Linked DNA regions of Homo sapiens: region 2 is linked to region 1. A link is a contact called in ENCODE Hi-C data. All regions are on one chromosome and are shown on one strand. The core of a region is the stretch at or near the end of the contact, and the rest is flanking DNA. Distances in the headings are between cores, read along the strand shown. Region 1 holds the start of NEK10 (NIMA related kinase 10). Region 2 has its middle 47 kb from the start of LINC01981.

Region 1 (3,237 bases), core at 184-2,683:
ATTGCAGGACTTTAAGTAGGGAAGGGAAATGCCCTTATGTGCGTTTTAAAAAGATCAGTTTAGCCGGGCACGGTGGCTCACGCCTGTAATTCCAGCACTTTGGGAGGCTGAGGCGGGTGGATCACCTGAGATCAGGAGTTCGAGACCAGCCTGACCAACATGGTGAAACCCCTTCTCTACTAAAAATACAAAAATTAGCCAGGCGTAGTGGCTCGCGCCTGTAATCCCAGCTCTCTGGAGGCTGAGGCATGAGAATTGGTTGAACCCGGAAGGCGGAGGCTGCAGTGAGCTGAGATCGCTCCACTGCACTCCAGCCTGGCAGCACAGCAAGACTCCTTCTAAAAAAGGAGTCTTTTTTAGAAGGACTCCATATATATATATATACACATATATATATATCAGTTCAACAATGGTGGGGAAAAAAGTGGATTGGATAGATAGGGCCAGACTAGAATCGGAGAAGCCAGATGGGTGTTGAATTTAACCAACCGATGGTGGAAATTGAGACAGTAAAAATAGAGATGGTAATGTGGGAATTGATTCAACACCTATTAAGAAGGGATAGTCTTGATAATTGATAGAGATGCAGAGGAAGCAGCAGTAAGTGTCATGGATGTCGTCTAGAGTGTAGTTTTTGAAAGCTGAATGGATAGTGATGCCCAAAATAGGGAATCCAAGAGCAGCAGCAGACATGGGGAAGATGGCGTTCAGGGTTGCACATGTGTGGCGTTAACTTGGCAGCTGGATTTTGGGGTCTGACAGTTAGTAGAGCAGGCTAGGTTCCAGTTGGAGACTTTCTAATCATCGTCAGATAGATGGTGCCTGAGGCGAGGAAGTGGAAGGGCTCACCGAAGTAGGGCAGAAAAGCAGAGGGGCAAAGTCAAAGCAGCATCCTGTAAGGAGAAGGCAGAAAAGCGACGCTCATAGAGATGAAGAATGAACCTCCAGAGGCGTCGGAGCAGATTGGAAGAGACACATTCAGGCTCCATTTAACCAGAATAATTCCGTTATCAAAATGGAAGCGCCAAGAAGCATCGTTGATGGCGCTTTCCCACCATCCATCCGTCCAACACAAACCCACCTGCTTTGAAAAGACTGCCTCACGCAGTGACTCACTTACCCACCACAGCCGCATTCTCTACCTCTGCCTCTTGTCTAGTGAAGCTGGCTCCCGAGGCTTCGGGGCCGCTCCACAGGGACCTGAGGACGTCTCCCCGGAGACCCTGACTCAAGCTGCTCGCCGGCACAGCCGAGCACCGGCTCCCGCCTACTCACCGCGCGGGAGGGACGGTCCCTCCTTCAGGCCAATCTCCTTATCATTGTCCCTGCTGCTGTCACCTGCTGCTGCAGACCGGGGGTCCCGTCCAGTCTCAGCCCGTCCCGTCCTCCCCCCAGCCTATTCCCGGTCCCCTCAACCTCAGGGACACCGCGGCCAGCTGCACCGTTGGTTTTCCAATCAAATCCTCCTCCAGGCCACCAACCAGCGCTGGCCAGGCCAATGCCGACAATTCTTCCTCCGCCACCTGGGGCGCCTCAGCCAATCGGGAGCAGCCATGCTGCGCAGTGCAGAACGCCATAGCGACGGATGACGCCTGCCGGGGAATCGCCGTAGCAACCAGAGACGCGCTAGATCCACCACCAAGCTTGCAAGCAGAAGAGGCAGCAAGTGATGCTGAAGGCTGTGCTGCAGCCACTTCACCGGAACCTAGAGCTACCTGTGAACAGGTCTCCTACACGTTGAAGATTTTTCTGGATTTAGGGTGTCTAACCTTTGATGGGAAAGGGCAGCTTCATCTTGGAGTGTTTACTTTCAAGAATTGCTATGGGCTAAAAATCAATTCTCTTTAAAAGCAAAGATTTAATCTGATAAGGAATCAATGCAGCATGCTAAATACCTTTCATATGGCATGAAAACGTCTTCAGTTACTCAAGCCACAGGCAATGAGAATAAGGTGCCACAGCACCGTATTTTTCACAAAAAGAGTGACCTGGGATTCAAGAAACCTGTATAGTATAACTATCGCCAGTTCGTTTTGTGGCTTTGGGCAAGTCACTTCACCTTTTGTGAAAGTCTGGAGCTTCTTTAAAATTTCTGAACTGCATTAGATAACGCTTTAAAAATATACCTGACATTCTGTAACTTTAAATAAATGAAAAATGCCAATCTATTAAGTGCTTAATTTTGTGCCGGGCACGATTTCAAATTCTTTCCTTATTTCACTTAGTTATAAAATGGAGGCACAAGAAGTTTCCTAAGTAGTCCAGTATGGCAGAGCTAGTGATGGAGTCAGGGTAAAACCTACTTCGAGTCTGGTCTTAACCACGATGATGCTCCTTCGACGATTTCTTCGAGTACTGGGCCCTGTTCAACCTCATCTTGGTATCACTAAACGCTCGTGTGTGTGTCTGGTGGTTACATCTTCCCAAACTGGATTTTAAATGAATACAGTGAACCCTAACGTTTTTCTGGTGTGGATAGTAAGTAGGCCCATTGGATTAACAATACTTAAGCTTGGGTAATTGAAAGCATTTTTTAAAATGAAGACGGTCCTATTTTGGAAATGCAGAAAGGCGAGATGAAAGCCAAACTCTGGTGAGTATAGCAGAACTAATTAAACTTCAGAGATCTAAAACAATCAGGATTAATGTTACCAATAAAACAAAACAAGGTGACGGGGCAGGAAGACCGATGCTGAGTAGAAAAAGTATTCTGTACATACATTCTAAATGTTAAGCAGTCGGCCTGGCTTGGTGGCTCACACCTGTAATCCTAGCACTTTGGGAGGCCGAGGCAGGAGGACCACTTGAGGTTAGGAGTTCGAGACCAGCCTGGCCATCATGGCCAAACCCTGTTTCTACTAAAAACAGAAAAATCAGCCGGGCATGGTGGCACATGCTAGTCCCTACTACTCAGGAGGCTGAGGCACAAGAATTACTTGAACCCAGGAAGCAGAGGTGCAGTGAGCCAAGATCATGCCACTGCACTCCAGCCTGAGAGACACAGCAAGACTCTATCTCAAAAAATAAACATTAAGCAGTGAGACATGACTGCACTGAACTTCTCATCTTCACCAGAATACCAATTGTGCTTCCCATCTTTCCACTACTCAGTAAAATTAAAGTCTTAAACTAATGTTTTGGCCATCCCAGAATATTCCTGAACTTCCCTGAAAGCTGCAGCGATTAAGAGGCAAGAATGACACTGCCTCTAAAAGACACATACACTATCATCTCAAA
Region 2 (3,149 bases), core at 519-3,018, 510 kb after region 1:
CCAGGCTACTCTTGAAATTTTGGCATCAAGCAATCCTCCCGTCTTGGCCTTCCAAAGTGTTGGGATTACAAGTGTGAGCCACCACACCCAGTCTTTTCTTAGACTTCTGACTTTCATGTTGTGTGTTTCCTCAGATGTCTGGTGATCAGCTTTCTTTGGTCTATTTAGTCAGTCAGTTATGTGCTCTTCTGCATTCCAACTTCCAAAATTTTATCACTATCATGAAAGGAGAGATTTCCTCAAAAAGAGAATTCCATCAATGAGGAAAGAGATATTGTCCCATTCTTCTCCTTGTCAATGTATGCCATTTAGAGGAGAGGCTGGGCAGCAGTGTGGAAGCTGGATAGGGAAAAAGTACTATTCTTGCTCAACTGTCCAGACCAATTTGCCTTTAATCCCAAACTTATGTTGGGGCTTAGAACACAATACCCCAAATATGGCACCTTGGTGTGCTGAGTACTCTGAACTGAAGGACACATGGAGGGCCTCAGAAACAAGGTCTGCCTGACCTTCTCCCATCCTCTGGTTTCCTGCCCCTCTTTCTCTTCAAAAGCAAATCACAGAAACCAGAATTTCACTTTTGCAAGGTGGGTCATAGAAACTAGTCCTCCTCTCACCCAAAGCAAGCCATAAAAACTAAAAAGGTCACTTTTCCCCTTCTCCCTTCTTACTTGAAGACCTCATTCCGAGGGCCCTGTCCCATATCCAGGAGGAAGGAATGTTACACAGAGAAGACAAGAAGATTCTGGAAAGGCCTTGCTGGGTTTGCCACCTATTATCATTAGATCATACTCTTTTGTCCAATCACATTTCTACATGGCTGTCTATTCTTCATTGAACCTAAAAAAAATAGACAGTTTTCCCTGGATCTCCCGATCTTCATTTCTAAAGGCACCCGTGTCACATAAAACTTTGATTAAATAACTGTGTTATGCTTTTCTCTTGTTTACCTGTCCTTTTTATAGGTGTGTAGGCTTGGATCCTATGACTGCTGAGGAAAATATCACACCTTTCCTCCCCTAAGCTTACTCAACCCAGCACAAGAAAAGCTCTGTGCCCAAATTTCCCATCCCTTCTTAGAAGGCAGCTTGAGCTCTATCTATCTCAAGCCTCTTTGGAGGATTAGTTCTGCCCCTTCTTTTTCTTCCCCTAAGCGGCTTGGTAAAGCAACCCACATGTAAGTCTTTTCTGAAAGTGGTTTTGGGAAATAGCATTGTCTTCATTGTATTTCATTTCCAGTGATTTTAGTGCCTTGTAAATGCCAGATGACTCCGTCTCTTTTTTCCTGCCTCTGCTTTCTTGCTACCCAGCCCAGTCTCAGTCTCCTCCTCTATAAAATGGGGGACATACTACCTCCCTTACTGCACTCTGGTGAGGAAGAAGTAAAACAAGGTAAATTGGAAAGCCAGTAGTCAGAGCCTGCCACTTCAGGAGCTTCTTGGCCTTTGACAGCTCTAAGAACTATGAGCACCATGGGAATATCTTCTCCCAATGTCTCCTTTACTAGGGGGCCCTTGATGAGGGTTTGCAGTTTTCTCCATCAGGGCTACAGTGTTTGCAAAAGTGAAAGTAACTTTAAATCCCTCGCGATCAAAACATAAGGTGAAAAACACCCAATAACTAAATTCTCACCTTAACAACTATTGCAAGTAAAACCGAGGAGGGAAGAGAAGATATTAACCTCCCTAGACCTACATGCAAGCAACAGGGTAAGTAAGCAGCATCAGTTCTCTGCACAAACCCAGAGAAGGTGTGAGACACTGTGGAGTCTGCTGCTTCTTTCAGACCCAGGGAATGTCTGCTTGACACCTCTCTTTCTGCCTCCCCGCACCCCACTTCCTTCTATTTTTGTAACTTAGAGAAGAACAGGAAGGGGTATTTTTTTTAATGTTTTTAAGCATTCAGGGTATGCCTGTGTTCTAGAAGCTGGTGAAGCTGTGAACTTGCCACAGAAAATGATTGTGACCCAGGACAAGGGCTTCAGCGTCTCTACCTTGTCAAAGGAGGAGCTGATCCTACCTGGTTGGAGAAAATTTTGTCATCTCCCTCAAGCTGGTGCAGGGAGTTCTAGCACACACTACTGTATGATATTCAAATCCAAAGTTAAAAAAGACTCCAAGATTGTTTTACTTAATCAGTGAAAGGGAAGGCAGCAACAGAGTTGAGTTTCGAGAAGGTGGCCCCTGAGCCAGCCTGCCAGATCAATTTGTGTCTCCTGGGAGAGACCTTTGGTGCTGGCTTTTCCCTTCAAGGGCTGGTAAAACCCATGAGGACCCATTGATTAGGCAATGACAAACTGATGACCGAGGCTGCTGAGATTATATTCATTGCTCAGTGGTTCAAATATGTCCACGATTTAGAGTGGAACCCTGTATAAAAATAAGAAACAGAAAAAAACCGTATATGGTTTTCAAATAAAATATATGCTGTCAGGATAACTAACTGGGGATTGGTTTGCTTAGTTGTTTTTCTTCGCTAGCAACCACTTCCAACCTACTCTCTATTTCTTGTTTTCCCACTTAGCTTCCAGTTATATTTTTTTGCTTTGTCCTTTTGTCAGATTAGTTACAACTTTGGATAGGTTTACCATATTTAGAAAATAAAAACATAGTTAAATTTGAATTTCAAATAAACAACAATTTTTTAGTACAAATCAGACCCATGAAATATTTGTATACATTTATAGAAAAAAAATATGTATTATTTATTTGAAATTCAGTGGGACAAACTTATACTAAAATATTATTTATTGTTAAGTTTTCAAGAGTTTAATTTAAAATTATTGTGCATATTGTGACAACTTTCTTCTTGATACATCGAATAATAATGGTTTTATATTTAATGGCTTGGATTTGGTAAAACAGCATGGAATTTTACTATTAAAATAATGCATCATTACACATAAAATTGAAGGGCCTTTCTTCTCCCCTATCACTCACTGTCATGTTCACCTGTGTCATTTTTCTTCATTCCCTTGAGGCAATTATCTAAATTTGGTGTGTATTTTTCAGGACATAATTTTACATAAATCTATATACATATATGTTTTTCTTAATATATAGTATTATTCTCTGTTTTATTGTTCTATATATATTGTTTCACATCTGTCTTTACTTGCAATTATGTTTTTAAAAGTCTATTCATGTTGA

The links. Hi-C counts contacts between places; a loop is a spot of excess contacts on that map. Pooled maps may share reads with other maps.
Region 2: a pooled map shows a loop between it and region 1 (4-fold over the local background). The contact joins the enhancer-like site here to the promoter of NEK10 in region 1. A Hi-C loop is called at or near these places in 4 of 50 pooled maps.

What each region holds. Positions count from the first base shown.
Region 1 is chr3:27,367,950-27,371,186 of GRCh38, forward strand. NEK10 (NIMA related kinase 10) reads right to left here and starts at 1,434. Exons shown (of 36, transcript NM_001394966.1): 1 at 1,276-1,434. RefSeq lists an enhancer at 692-1,192.
Region 2 is chr3:27,879,828-27,882,976 of GRCh38, forward strand. No RefSeq gene overlaps it. Among named protein-coding and RNA genes, the nearest start is that of LINC01981, 47 kb to the left of the region's middle. Within about 2 kb of position 1,769, at least 5 of the 41 ENCODE cell types and tissues checked have a DNase peak (open chromatin) inside an H3K27ac peak, as active enhancers do.